4 separate regions of the Homo sapiens genome follow, and regions 1, 2 and 3 are each linked to region 4. Evidence: chromatin contacts called from ENCODE Hi-C or POLR2A ChIA-PET data. All regions are on one chromosome and are shown on one strand. Each heading gives the region's core, a stretch centred on a gene start or an enhancer-like site at or near the end of the contact. The rest is flanking DNA. Distances are from core to core; before and after follow the strand shown. Region 1 overlaps TSPOAP1-AS1 (TSPOAP1, SUPT4H1 and RNF43 antisense RNA 1). Region 2 overlaps CUEDC1 (CUE domain containing 1). Region 3 overlaps CUEDC1 (CUE domain containing 1). Region 4 overlaps MSI2 (musashi RNA binding protein 2).

Evidence for each region. A loop is a pair of places that touch in the nucleus more often than their neighbours do. ChIA-PET counts read pairs that join two places held with the same protein, here RNA polymerase II (POLR2A). Pooled maps may share reads with other maps.
Region 1: a loop to region 4 is called in a map with no recorded cell type, with 7 times the contacts of the local background. The contact joins two enhancer-like sites. A Hi-C loop is called at or near these places in 6 of 37 single-sample maps with no recorded cell type and 4 of 50 pooled maps.
Region 2: a pooled map shows a loop between it and region 4 (3-fold over the local background). The contact joins two enhancer-like sites. A Hi-C loop is called at or near these places in 3 of 37 single-sample maps with no recorded cell type and 2 of 50 pooled maps. POLR2A ChIA-PET finds 5 or more read pairs at or near these places in 1 of 52 experiments (activated B cell).
Region 3: a loop to region 4 is called in a map with no recorded cell type, with 4 times the contacts of the local background. The contact joins two enhancer-like sites. A Hi-C loop is called at or near these places in 4 of 37 single-sample maps with no recorded cell type and 4 of 50 pooled maps. POLR2A ChIA-PET finds 5 or more read pairs at or near these places in 1 of 52 experiments (activated T-cell).

The regions. Positions count from the first base shown.
Region 1 is chr17:58,338,721-58,342,337 of GRCh38, forward strand. The region is part of intron 3 of TSPOAP1-AS1 (TSPOAP1, SUPT4H1 and RNF43 antisense RNA 1); the gene reads left to right. Among named protein-coding and RNA genes, the nearest start is that of MIR4736, 4.5 kb to the left of the region's middle. RefSeq lists enhancers at 348-407, 538-647, 1,088-1,137. Within about 2 kb of position 1,556, at least 4 of the 41 ENCODE cell types and tissues checked have a DNase peak (open chromatin) inside an H3K27ac peak, as active enhancers do.
Region 2 is chr17:57,938,132-57,941,725 of GRCh38, forward strand. The region is part of intron 1 of CUEDC1 (CUE domain containing 1); the gene reads right to left. Among named protein-coding and RNA genes, the nearest start is that of CUEDC1, 15 kb to the right of the region's middle. RefSeq lists enhancers at 3,161-3,220, 3,441-3,590. Within about 2 kb of position 1,765, at least 18 of the 41 ENCODE cell types and tissues checked have a DNase peak (open chromatin) inside an H3K27ac peak, as active enhancers do.
Region 3 is chr17:57,897,361-57,900,628 of GRCh38, forward strand. All of the region lies in intron 1 of CUEDC1 (CUE domain containing 1), which reads right to left. Among named protein-coding and RNA genes, the nearest start is that of CUEDC1-AS1, 13 kb to the right of the region's middle. RefSeq lists a silencer at 1,608-1,902 and enhancers at 1,834-2,505, 2,506-3,176. Within about 2 kb of position 1,945, at least 23 of the 41 ENCODE cell types and tissues checked have a DNase peak (open chromatin) inside an H3K27ac peak, as active enhancers do.
Region 4 is chr17:57,356,108-57,359,614 of GRCh38, forward strand. The region is part of intron 5 of MSI2 (musashi RNA binding protein 2); the gene reads left to right. Among named protein-coding and RNA genes, the nearest start is that of MSI2, 100 kb to the left of the region's middle. Within about 2 kb of position 1,349, at least 23 of the 41 ENCODE cell types and tissues checked have a DNase peak (open chromatin) inside an H3K27ac peak, as active enhancers do.

The DNA of each region.
Region 1 (3,617 bases), core at 306-2,805, 980 kb after region 4:
GATGGCACTGAGGGTCAAATGCAATAATAGAGGTGGCCCATTTTGAACCTGGAAATTGCCATAGGGATGTAATAGATGATTAGTGTAGAGGCACAAGGCCAAAGGCTGCTTCTTAGATTCTTGTTTCCAGGTGCTATAAACGATCCCTTTGCAAGGATATCATGTGGTTCTCAATTTTGGCCCCTGGTGTCTAGAACAAGGTAGGGGGAGGTGCCAAGGCCAGAGGGATTCCTGAATCTTAGTCCCTAAGCAAAAGCAGAAGAGACTGATGCCTGCCTGCCTCCAGCTGATTCCCCAGGGACATACCCCCCTTCATTTCTCCTGCATCTCCTCACCTTCCATGAATCCAGACCATGCCCCACCCCTCCTCCTGAGACCCCGCCCTCCATCTCCCGGCCTCTCTGGGGTGCAGGGCAGAGGAAGTGAGTCTACTCAGCTGACCAGAGAAAGTGCTGCAGCTGCCTGCACAGGGTGGGCCGACTGCTGTCTTGTTCAGTGCCTGTGATAACTCCCTTGCCTCAGGCCTCTCCAGCCCCTGCTGGGACCACTGGCCCAGGAGGAAGTCTGGGCTCTGGCTGCCACCTGCTTCCTCTCAGGAGTTCTTCTCCCTCCCAAGCATGGATTTGCATTTCCCCCTCTGCCTTCTGCTACTCAAGCCCCCAGGGATGAGGTGACAGTTAACCCCCCACTTCCTGCTAGTGGCCCCAGAGCGCTCACTTCCTTCCAGGTATTTTCCGGGATGGGGGAAGGGGTTGAAAGGGTGGTAGTTGCTGGGTTTGGAAAGGGGATGAGGGATCCATTTTGGAGAGAAACTGAGGTCCCCCTACCCTGCTGTCTGAAGCTGCTCCTTCCCTTCCCTCACGCTCACTCTGTAACACAAGAGCTCAGTTTGCAGGAAGAAGAGTGCATAGGCCGGAAGCAGCACACAGGGGCTTTCAAAATGGGCTAGGCCAGCTCTCTCTTAGAGGCCCAGGCCTCTATCCGCCATAGATAGACCCCCAAGGAAAGTTCCTTGGACTTCAAGTTCCCTATCGGGACAACATAATGTCTGCCCTCTACCCGGAAGGCAGAGGGTTGAGAATGGGGGAGTGCCAAGGCATAGAGGGGAAATGTTTTCCATCCTATTTCTCAGAGGATCTGGCATGCTGGTACCAGCAGCACAAGGCAGAGTGTTCTCTGCACTCAGTTCCCGCTTCCTGGGATCTTATGGCAGAGAAACACAGCATCTTTAGACAAGAGGTACTGAGCTAGGCAGTGTAGGACATACAAAGTAGCAGCGACCCGCTCCTGAAGTCAAGCTGACCAGTCTCTGGGGCTCAGTCCTCTCCTCTAAAAAGTGAGGGGCTGGCCTAAGTCATGACTCCCCCAGTCCTAATGTTCTGTGGTCTGCCTTCACTCCTCTGTAGACTCTGCATTTCACCTTCCCACTGGTGAAGGCCTCGAAACCCCAAGACTGAGGCAGGCAGCCATGTGCTCTTCTCCCCAGTCTAAACCTTATTGGTGCAACCTATAGCAATTTTTACCAAGTGTGGCTGTCTGTTCTCCTAGGTCAGACAAGACTGGAAGGGGGACAGCCACACATGAGCAACAGAAGTGACAGCTGACAGGTTGCTATGAATCCAAGAGGTAGAAAAAGAGTCAGTCCCGGAACCATTTCACCACATGATACAAAAATGGAGGTTTACAACAATGACTTTGAACCAAATCAGGTTAAATCACATTCAGAATCTTGTATCCAAATAGCAAGGAAGTATATAACACATTTTTAAAAATTTAAGCTAGGTGTAGTGGCACATGCCTGTAGTCCCAGCTACTTGTGAGGCTGAAGCGGGAGAATCTCTTGAGCCCAGGAATTCAAGGCCAGTCTAGGCAACATAGTGAGACCCTGTCTAAAAAAAAAGAACCACAGAAAAACAAACAAAAAAACAAAAAAAAAACCCAAACCAAACTTTATCTTATAAAAAACGAGAACATAAAGATTAAAATTTTAAAAAAACCTTGGCCAGGCACAGTGGCTCACGCATATAATCCTAGCCTTTTAGGAGGCTGAGGCCGAAGGAACACTTGAGGCCAGGAATTTGAAACCCTGTCTCTACAAAAAATACCAAAAATACCCCCAAAATGAGCTGGGTGGAGTGGTGCGCACCTGTATTGTTAGATACTCTAGGAGCTGAAGTGAGAGGATTGATTGAGCCCAGGAGCTGGAGGCTTCAGTGAGCTACAATCGTGCCACTGCGCTCCTGCCTGGGAAACAGAACAAGACCCTGTCTTTGGAAAAAAAAAAAAAAAAAAAAAGCCCTGGTGCTTGAAGGAAAATGTTTCTGTTTTGATTCAGTTTTGATGTATTTATGTATGATATATGTGGTGGAACACCTATTACCATTACCCAACAATGCTGGAAGGATGAAATTCTTGTCACACCTATCTAGAACTTACCTAGAGATAGGCAACCTTGGATAATGACAATTCCTTACATAGTTTACAACTCTCAAATTGCTTTTGCCTAAATTATTGTATTTGATTTTTTTTTTTTTTTTTTTGAGACAGGGTCTTGCTCTGTTGCCCAGGCTAGAGTGCAGTGGCACAACTGGGACTCACTGCACCCGTGACCTCCTGGGCTCAAGTGATCCTCCTGCCTCAGCCTCCCAAGTAGTTGGGACTACAGGCGTGTGCCACCACGCCCAGCTAATTTTAAAAAAATTTTTAGTAGAGACAGGGCATCGCCCTTTGCACAGGCTGATCTCAAACTTCTGAGCTCAAGCAATCCACCTGCCTCAGCCTCCCAAAATGCTGGGATTACAGGCGTGAGCCACCACACCCAGCCAAAGCAAACTTTTTATTTGAAGTATAACAGTGAACAAATCCTAAGTATATAACAATATATTTCCAGAAAGTGAACTGACCTACATAACTAGCATCAAGATCAAGATAAAAGGCCGGACGCAGTGGCTCATGCCTGTAGTCCCAGCAGTTTGGGAGGCCGAGGTGGGTGGATGGCTTGAGCCCAGGAGTTCGAGACCAGCCTGGGCAGCATGACAAAACCCCGTCTCTACCAAAATATAAAAATTAGCTGGATGTGGTGGTGGATGCCTGTAGACCCCGCTACTTGAGGCACTGAGGTGGGAGGATCAACTGAGCCCAGGAGGTTGAGGCTGCAGTGAGCCATGATCATGCCACTGCACTGCAGTCTGGGTGACAAAGTGAGACCCTGTCTCAAAAAAAAAAAAAAAAAGTGAAAGAAAATAAAAGAAAGAAAGAAAGGGAAGGAAGGGAGAAAGAAAAGAAAGAAAAAGGAAGGAAGGAAGGAAGGAAAGAAAGAAACAAAATATAACCAGCACCTTAGGTGCTTCTCATGCCCTCCTCCACCACCACCTATCACAGCTAACCACGATCCTGCCCTTAACATCATAGTTTTGTCAACTGCACTTCCTAGACAAGAAACTTCATTTTAGAGGTGACTTGGGAAAGTCACAGGGTTGGTGGCTGGTGGAGGCAGCAGGGCCAGGACTCTGCCCTTAGTTAGATACATGTATTTTCATCGCACAAGTCTCAGTGTTCCAGTGGGGTGTGACGGTGCCATCATCAGTCTGCAGATTGAGGGAGGTGAGGAGGAAAAA
Region 2 (3,594 bases), core at 515-3,014, 580 kb after region 4:
AGTCACAGGCACACAGCCAGTTGAGACAGTCTAGGGACAAGGACTTTGGTCTAGGGACCAAAGTGCCATATCCGGCCTAACATCCTTTCTCCATTACACAGTTTCAAGTGTAGAAGCATCTGTATTTACGCAGGTGATAAATACACGTTTACTCTCTGGTTTATGATGTCATGGCCTAACGCCCTATAAACCTAGCTTAACCCCAGCAATGCCCTGTGCTGGCCCCGGCCCTGACTACTCCCTCCCATCCCTGCTCCATGGCCTTCCAACAAACAGCTCGCCTGCCTCCACCAAGACTTTTAAATTCTCCCTCACAGCGTTATAATCCTTCCCATGCCCCTTTAGGGCAGTACAATCTCCATGATTCCTAATGAGAGAGCTGGCAGCACCATACCAGAGCACACATATGCAATACCTGATAGTTCTCAGTGTTCTTACAGACATTACCCAGCCAGCTCAGCAACCCTGAACCAGCTAAACATGGACAACAGCTTTTTATTTTATTTTTAAATTTTATTTATTTATTATTTATTTATTTATTTATTTTTAAGACAGAGTTTTGCTCTTGTTGCACAGGCTGGAGTGCAGTGGCGCTATCTCAGCTCAGCGCAACCTCTGCCTCCCGGGTTCGAGCGATTCTCCTGCCTCAGCCTCCTGAGTAGCTGGGATTACAGGCATGTGCCACCACGCCCGGCTAATTTTATATTTTTGGTAGAGATGGGGTTTTTCCATGTTGGTCAGGCTGGTCTCGAACTTCTGACCTCAGGTGATCTGCCTGCCTCAGCCTCCAAAATGCTGGGATTACAGGCACGAGCCACCGTGCCCAGCCTTTTTTTTTTTTTTTTTTTTTTTTTGAAAAGGAGTCTCACTCTGTCACCCAAGCAGGAGTGCAATGGCATGATCCTGGCTCACTGCAACCTCCACCTTCTGGGTTCAAGCGATTCTCCTGCCTCAGCCTCCAGAGTAGCTGGGACTACAGGAGTGTGACACCATGCCTGGCTAATTTTTGTATTTTAGTAGAGACGGGCTTTCACCTTGTTGGCCAGGCTGATCTTGAACTCCTGACCTCAAGTGATCTGCCTGCCTTGGCCCCCCAAAGTGCTGGGATTGCAGGCATGAGCCACCATGCCCGGTCTAGCTTTTTATTTTTTTGAGACGAGATCTCAGTCTGGGTGAAGACTGGAGTGCAGTGGAACAATCCCGGCTCACCGCAGCCTTGAACTCCTGGGCTCAGGTGATCCTCCCACCTCAGCCTCCCAAGTAGCTGGGACTACAGGCACACATCACCACGCCCAGCTAATTTTTCAAATTATGTGTAGAGATGTGGGTGGGGGGAGAGGGTCTCACTATGTTGCCCAGGCTGGTCTCGAACTCCTGACCTCAAGTGATCCTCCCACCTTGGCCCCCCAGAGTGCTGACATTACAGGCGTGAACCATTTCGCCTGACCTGAACAGCTTCTGGACGTGTCTGGCCAGCTCATATCCCTCCTGTGAGGACCGCCTCTACTCCCATTCACAGGGGAAAGCTCCTACCCCCTGGTGCTGCGTGATCATGCCCTCCTGGCCCCAGCTGACTGGCCCAGTGGTAGACAGCTGATCCACACAAGCCCATCAGACTCTCTCCTCAGGAGTTCACATCAAGGCTCAGACACCATTCAGTAACTAAGGGTTACTGGAAAGTGGACGGGTGTATTTGGGAGCTGAGGGGCCATACCACCTGGTGCACATCCACAGCAGCAGCGGCGTCCTGCAGGTGCACCATGCAGACTCACTGAGAACAGCTGCGTCAGCCACCCCCACCACACCCCCACACACCCCCGGCACTTGGGAGACCAGGCACTTCCTCCTTTGAGTCTTCAATTCCCCTATGGCTTCAAATAGCTCGAGCTGGTTTCTGTTACTTGCCTTCAGTAGAGTCTGAACTGAGAGACAAGCTGGCATCACTATCCTCCCTGTACAGATGAGGAAAGAGGCTCTAGAGGTGACTAAATCAACATCATATAGTCAACATGTAATAAAGGAGCCGTTAAAAACCCTGCCATGTGACTCTTCTTCAGTGCCATCCCATGCCTCCTTCCCTGGATTAAAGGAAGTGGCAGGTATTCCATTTCTGTCAGTGTTTAAAAAAAAAAAAAAAAATGGTGGCACAGTAAGCGATTCAGCCAGAGGCACTCCAATGGACTGAAGCTGGAAACAAGAAATTCAAAATCCTCTCCTTTAGATCGGCAAAGACAGCTCTTCTCTCCTCTACATTTGCCAGCCTTCCTTGCAGTGAGGTCGGCCCCATGTGACCAGCTCTGGACAATGTGAATGGAAGTAACAGGTGTCAGTTTCCTCCATCTCTCTCCTCCCCTCCCGCAGTAACCTTGAAGGCCCTATATTCCAGATGATGTGGCTACAGATGGAGGTGCACTGCCTGACCTACAAGACTTTCCACGAGCAAAAAATAAACCTAGATGGTGTCAAGCCCCTGGGATGTCAGGATTTGATTATTCCTGCAGCATAATCCAGCCTCTCCTGACTAAAGCACAGGAATTTTTCAGCCTGGGCCCTTCAGCAGGATGCTGCATTCATTTGTTTAACATTCATCTGTTTAACAAATATTTCTGGAGCAACAGTGCCAGGTGCTGTCATGGGTATAATCAAGGGCACAGTAGTTTTTAAAAAAATACAATAACTACCCTTAGGAAGCACCCTATCTGGTGACTCATAAGCCCCACTTGGGACTAAAAGAAACAGTTCTACAGGTGCAAAGCAGAACTCCCACGCAGCCCCTGGCTAACCTGAGCCCCAGAGAAGCTAAGCTGCCAGGAGGCAAAGACAGCTTGTCCTAGTGACTCCAGGAGGGTGGCAGCCAAGAGTGAGTTCACACCAGGCTTTCACACCCAAGGCTCTACCAACTCTACTCCTGCCAGCCGTGTGGCTGTAGACAAGTGCTTCCCTTGCTCTGGGCGCAGACACATGGGAGAAGGCATCAAGGAGGAGTCATCAAGAGAGCAGGTGGCTGATGGAAAACAGAAGCCGCAAAAGACACCACTCATCTTCCCCACCCTCCTCTGCAGCCGAAATGTCTCCTCTGGGAATCATCTCCCTGTTTCATTTTAACTGGAAAAGTCCCCCATGACTGAGCTTTTCTCCCCCTATCCCACATAGCAGAGGACTGAGCAGAGAAGTCATTATTCTGTCAGGAACTGGTGTCTGGGTATAGTCTCCTTTCTTTATGCCAAAAGCTAGATAAAAGTTAGGTAGACAGGGTTGCCATATACAGTTATGCAGGCTGTTCACTACAACGTGCCCATCCAAAGGGGCAAATGGAGCTCAAATCCAGCCTACACTCTGCCTACCAAGCTGTGTGACCTACAGGAAGAGCACCTTCTTCTAATTCACCCAAAGGTGTCTGCTGTATGCCACAGAAGAACTGGAGCCAGGGCTTCTCCATAACAGCAAAGGGAAGTTACTATACTAACCTCTCTACTTTTGTAGATGTTTGACATTTTTCACAGTAAAAGGTTAAAACCAAAACCAAATAAACACCTCACCAAGTGAGTGGGTGTGTTACTTGGCCAGGTTACTTAACCCTCAGCCTCAGTTCCC
Region 3 (3,268 bases), core at 695-3,194, 540 kb after region 4:
TATAGTGTCTCTAATTAAAAGTTTTTCTAGCCGGGCGCAGTGGCTCACGCCTGTAATCCCAGCACTTTCGGAGGCCGAGGCAGGTGGATCACAAGGTAGGGAGATTCAGACCATTCTGGCTAACACGGTGAAACCCCGTCTCTACTAAAAATACAAAAAATTAGCCGGGTGTGGTGGCAGGCACCTGTAGTCCCAGCTACTCGTGAGGCTGAGGCAGGAGAATGGTGTGAACCCAGGAGGCGGAGCTTGCAGTGAGCCAAGACCGTGCCACTGCACTCCAGCCTGGTCTCAATGAAAAAAAAAAAAAAAAAAAGTTTTTCTAGAATGTCTTTACTCTCTAATTAAAACAAAATTTTACAAAACCTGAATTATGGCCAGGCGCGGTAGCTCACGCCTGTAATCCCAGCACTTTGGGAGGCTGAGGCGGGTGAATCACGAGGTCAGGAGTTTGAGACCAGCCTGGCCAACATGGTGAAACCCCGACTCTACTAAAAATACAAAACTTAGCTGGGCGTGGTGGCAGGTGCCTGTAATCTCAGCGACTCAGGAGGCTGGAGCAGGAGAATCGCTTGAAACCAGGATGCAGAGGTTGCAATGAGCCGAGATTGCACCACTGCACTCCAGCCTGGGCGACAGTGCGAGACTAGGTCTAAAAAAATAAAAACTGAATTGTGGTAGAAAAAATCTTAAGAAAGCAAACCCCAGAGCCTCCAGGGCTTTAAAACCTTTTCAATCCTAAGAATCCCAACCCAATCCTTCCTGCTCTGATCATTTAGGCAGGCTTTCTTCAGTCACTGCACCCCATGGTGCACCCTCCAACCTTGGTCAGGGACTCACCTGCCTCCTGCTGGGGATGCAGGGAAGGAATGAGGGCCGAGTGGACAAAGTGCTGGCTCATAGCATAGCTGTTTCAGAGGTAGAACCACAGTGTGGAGGGCCTGTTGGGGCACAACAGGGCTGGGGGTCTGGCCAGGAAGCTGCCGGTGGAGGGGAGACCACAAGTTGTTTACTGGTGCTATGTCTGGGGTAGGAAGCCATGGAGCGAGTGGTCAGGAGTGGGGCTTTAGCCTGAGTGGTCAGGAGTTGGGCAGTCCTCTGCTTACCTCCTGATCCTGCAGCTTATGGGGCAAGCAGGATTGCTCTGAGCAATCTGTAATATGGGGATACATATACCTTCTCAGATGGCGCTCCTGCAGGGGATTGACTGTGGTGGGCATGCACAGCACCCCACAAGGGAAGCTGTCAGTCAGAGGCAGCTGTTAGTAAGACTCTATGAGCACGGGCCATTCACACCCCAAGGCCACATAGTTCCAAGGGGCTGATTCTAGAGTCTGGCCCAGGCGTCTGGCCTGGGAATCCAGCCCTGAAGGGAGTGAATGTGGAGCACAAAGGCCTCCCCACTCAGGGACCTCCAGGACCTCAGGCTGAGAGGGCTCAGGGACCCCAAGGGAGGAGCAGGGAGCTGGGCCAGCAGCCCTGTGCCCATTCCTGCCCATACCCTGCCCTCCAGCTAAGCTTCCAAGGGTAGGAGAAGTGATTGGAATAATGCAGGGTGCCCACTCCTAACCAGGGGAAGGAGGTGGCTTGAAGGGGCCTGTCCCCCAAGGGAGGGGCTCCATGGGCTCTGGGCAGCAGGAGCACAGGCAGAGTGGCCCTCTCAGAAATGCCTTCTCTGGCAGCTGAGGAATGTAGGCCCAGGACAGAGGAACAGAGGCTGGGAGGGAGGGGTGGCTGGCCCAGGGCTGAGCTTCAAAAGAGCAGGCAGCAGCTGCGGCTGGGAGGCCGCCCGCCTCAGGCAGCCGGGACACCATCAGAAATTCCACCCAGAGTGAGAAGGGCCCAGCCCAGACAGCAGATGGGATAATTTAGAGCCACTCACTGCTGGGCCAGCTGCACCCCCCCAACCACAGACTGCTCCCTCCACCCGGCCTCAGCCCCTGCTCCGCCTGTGTAGCAGCAGCGATCCCCTTGCACAGTCAGGGGCGCCCAGAGCCCAGCTGCCCAGGTCCCCTCTCCTGCCCATCCACATACCCACGTGCCCACACGTATACTCTGGAGCTGCCACGGTTAGGGAGGCAGGAGAAACCTCATGTTTTCACTTCCACATGGTGCATGTTGCCAGAGGTCAGAGAGCCCAGTGGCTGCAGCACTGGGATTCGAACCCAGATCGTGAGACTCCTGGCCAGTGCTCTCTCCTTGTATGGGCACATACAGCAGCACATGCCAGCACACAGCTCACATGCCTGCATGTGCTAACAGGCTCCCACTCACTGCCACACACACCAGCTCACTCAACCCCATTCACTTGCACAGTGCCACATGCTCCTCCCAGGCCCTCGCAGCCATAGGACACAGACAACACTTTAGGATTTTTTTTGAACCGTCCCACACAGCCCAGGCACTCAATGTACTACTCCCCTCTTCGCCCAACTCTGAAGCTATGTTTTTAAAATTACAGTCACTCTTCTATACACACTCGCTAGTGCGCACTGACAGCACCCTCAGCCCTCCCACAGCCCACCCTCCAAGCCACCCCCTTCATTAGGCTGATAGCAGGGCCAGATGAGGCCCTGGGATCCCTCTCTTCCCCCATCTGCACCCAGAATGGGTTTTACAGCATTGGTAAGGTCAGGCTGACCTGACTTGCAGCAAAACTGGCCAGAACCAGGAAGTGGCACACCCTGGCCAAGACACCAGCTTCCTGGTTCCCTGCAGGCCCAGCTCCTAGAAGGCAGTGCAGGGAAGGACCTCAGGCCAGCTGGGGCTGGTAGCCTCAGCCCCAAATCTAACAATCAGGGGAAGGGGGCAAGAGCTTTTAGGGGTCCCATAACCAGCTTCCTTTCGCCTCCCGAGGGCCTCAATCTCTACTTCTAGAAAATGGAGAGAAACAGTCCCTGTTTGGTCTGATCATTGAAATCTTCCAGGGATATAGGTGGGGGCTGGGGGAGCCGGTCAGGACCAGAGAAAGGCACCACTGTTCTAGGCACAAACCAGGATGAGCCCTCTGCAGAAACAGCCTGCTGCATCCTAGTCCCCCAGGGATGGAAGGGTCTGTACACTTTCTTTAGCTACAGAACCAGAACCCCTTTCTTCAAATGAAACCCTCAGCAGAAGTCCATTATGTAAAGGCATTAAACAGAAACCTGCCCTCATCCACCCCCAGCAATTATGCATCATCAGAGAAGCTGCCATTTACCAAGTGCTAGGCAAAGTACTTCTCGTGCATCACATCATTTAATCCTCGTGACAATGTAGTAGTGCAGGTTAT
Region 4 (3,507 bases), core at 99-2,598:
CAGGTGATCTGCCCGCCTCAGCCTCCCAAAGTGCTGGGATTACAGGCTTGAGCCACCGTGCCTGGCCAGTCTTTTTTAATCTTTTGCTTAGGAAAGAGAGTGACGGGGAAAGAAAGGTTTAATTCTGGACCTTACTACCCACACATACCAGATCTCCCCTCTTTGCATAACTTCTTTTTTGGCGGGCATGTTTCTTCATTTTTATCTTCTTGATAACTTTGATGCCCTGGTTGGACTCTTAAGCAGATTATCCTTGGGTGGGGACGTCAGCAGGGAGAACCACCCCAGACTAAGACAAGTTGTGTTTTGTCTGTCAGCCAAAAGCACTCTTAGCAATCCGACATAGACATCATTTTAGATGTACAGAGAAGAAAGAACAACACAGTATTGATAAGATTTCAGCAAGATCCCCCCTCCCCCAAAGACGAAAACACACAAAACTTAATGCATTGCTCTGTAATGCCTTGGTTCCTAGTTTCCTAATTAGGCCTGTGGTTTAGCAGAGTGCACCATCTCAATACACAGATGGTTTTTATGTAAAAAAATTTTTTTCAAATGTTAATTTCCAGTGACTGATGTTTTATGCCTAAATCATTTTCCATTGTTTATATTTGATAAGAACTGTATTTGAACTGCTCCTTTATAAGTTGGAGTCTTTTGTAATGGGATTTAACTTACTGGTTTTACAGGTGTATGAAAATGTTAAGCCGTGTATTGTATTTGAGAGTTTGAAAATTCTTCGTTGCAGCTAATTTAAGAAAAAAAAAATTAAACAGGTGATTAGCAGCTGCTTTCGGTTTTGAATGTCCTCGCTTTGGGGTTTTGTGTTTGCTTATTCGTGTGCAAATTGGTGTGGTTATTTTGGACCGGTTGAGACGCTCCAACATTGCACCTCCCAGGCCAGCTGCCCAGGGCCCATTCAGTAGACCCTTCCCCGCTTCTCGGGGCTGATTTGTTCTCATCTTGTGTGCTCGAGAGCTTGCTCTCTCCTTAATGATTCAGGCCTTCCTGAGAAAACAAAGCAGCTCTGGCCCCGTTTCTCCTTGAGGACAGCCTTGTTCACTGCCACAAAGACCCTGCTTTCTCCCCAAGCAGAGGAACTGCCTCTCGGGGCAGCCAAGAACCACAGACCCAGGCGGCTGCAGCTCCTACTTCTGAACTTCTGGTCTCCCGAGTGACAGCTTCTGCATGGTCTTAAGCTCCAGGACCCCCAAGGCCACCCAGAGTCAGAGTCCACCGCCGGTGGGAAAAACAACATTAGGAAGTGGGTGGTGTGGTGTAGAAGGGGCTGCTTAGAGCTTCTGGCCTTCGGAGCTGGATCCAGCCACTTGAGCTTCATTCGGCAGCACACAGACACCTCCCCTCCCTCCTGCTCTGCCCCAGACCTTGTGCTTTCTTGGCACCGCTGGGTCGTGCCTGCTCAGACCTGGTCAGTGTGCTTGCCAGGGCGAGGAGAGCTTTGCATAGGCCGCTGCTGCTTACTTATTAACGATGACGCTGGTGGGAGCTGCGCCACCAGCTCCCTATCCAGGCCTTTGTGGTTGCATCCTGTTCACATAAAGGTGAAATCATGACCTGCCCGACTTGATTTTTCAGTTGAGGGGCTTTTGTGTATGTGTCGTTCTTGATCCAGTAAGAGGATTGTGCTTTCATTCACAAAGATTTGATCAGTAAATAGGAAGAGAAAATACTCAAGGGAGAAATGCTTAGTGTTCCGATTAATACATTAATCTTTTTTTTTGATGAGCTGAAGGTGCTCTGTTGTTTCTCTTGACTGAGTCTTTGCCCTTACCTTTGACCTTAGTGACTTGATCATCCAGCCAGGATCTCTGTACAGCCCCATCTCCTTTCTGAGGTCTTGTGGTCACACACATGCTTTCCTGCTTCTGTCTTGAATGATACTCAGTGAACCCCACAGCTTTGGGGGCTGCTATTTGAGGCACCACACTTGGCAGGCTTGGCTCCCACGGGGAGTTGCAAAGCTTGCAGTTATAGACCTTGGCAACTATTTGCCCTTAAAGAAAAGCATCAGTGAAAAGTTGAGGGCAGAGGGAAGAAGAGAAAGATCTTCGTGGGTTTTTCTGTGTGTGTGGGGGGGTGTGTGTGTGTGTGTGTGTGTGTTTATGGACAGCATTTGTACCTGTAAAACCAGAATGACTCCTTCAGGCATTTTTTCTCCTGGGTGGTTGCATTCATGGGCTGAAGCTGGCTCTTCTGAAGATTGCAATGATATTTAAGGTTAAGGGCTTGCCAGGTAACACCTTGAATGACTCAAGGCTCTGAGGCCAGGCTGCGTCCATTTGAAGGAAGGAAGCATCTTTTTCTGATTCATGCAAAGGCATCTTATGGACTAATGGTCATCCTAGAAAGTCATCACTAGTACAAGGATCTTTTGGAAAAGTGAGATTGGAGAAGGTTGAGTATGAAAGTGATGTATTAGAAAGGTGAATATGGGATGTGAGATCCTAGTCATTAGCGTTTGGAGGGGGCCTTGGAGGTTTGTTAGATCAAAGCTTTCATTGTGCAAATGAAATGGCCCAGTGAGGTTAAAAGAGGGAAGGTCACACAAATTCCATGAAAACCATAAGTACAAGGTTTGAGGAAAATAATTTTAGGACAAATAAAAGAAGTGCTGATTTTCATTGCACTTCTAACAGTTTTATAGAAGTGTCTGTACCTAAAGTGTTGTACATGTTAAAATGTAAATATGGTCAAGAAGATTGTAGGTGAAATCGAAGATGATATGTTGCTAGGGCCCAGCCCTAGCAACGTATCATCTTTTGAGGAGTGTTCCTCATACTTTGAGATTGGTTTTATAGAGGGCTGTTCCTTATACTTTGCGATTGGTTTTATAGAGGGCAACTCTGTTCACCCACAAAAGTCTCTTGATGCCATTGCTGGCCAGAACTTGGGTGGGAGAATGGGAACTGTTCAGCAGAGCAGGTGAACAGGTGGTCCTGCCATCCCAGTGGCAGGGGCCCCTTCCTTTCTCCCGCCACTCCCGGAGGAATGACCCTGCATCTTATGCACTCTCTCCGATTCCCCAAATCCCCTAGGTCCCACTGCTTGGGTTTGGGGAGTGGGGCACATCTCTGCTGAGAGCCAGCCCATCAAGCTGTCTGGGTCTCATGGTGGCATATCTTTGTTCCAACTCAATATGGGCATTTTAATCTTTATTTATTTTTAAAATTTAATTTTATTGAATTCAGCTTTAATATTATTGAATTCAGCTACAAGGGAGATAGAATAGGGTGATTGATAGTTAAGAGCATGGGTCTTAAAGTCAGAAAGACAAAGGCTCCAAGTCCAGTTACCAACTTCTGTAATTCTGTAATTCTGGGGGGCGGACTTACCTGTCTGAGTCTTAGTTTCTTCAACTATAAAATGGATGTCCCAGTACTGCCTCCCTGCCAAGGTTGTCTGAGTGAGTCCTCAATAAAAGCTGGTAGTGAGATTAATAGCACTTGATGGCAAAGTTTGTACCCAGTCATGGGTAGGGGAATTGCA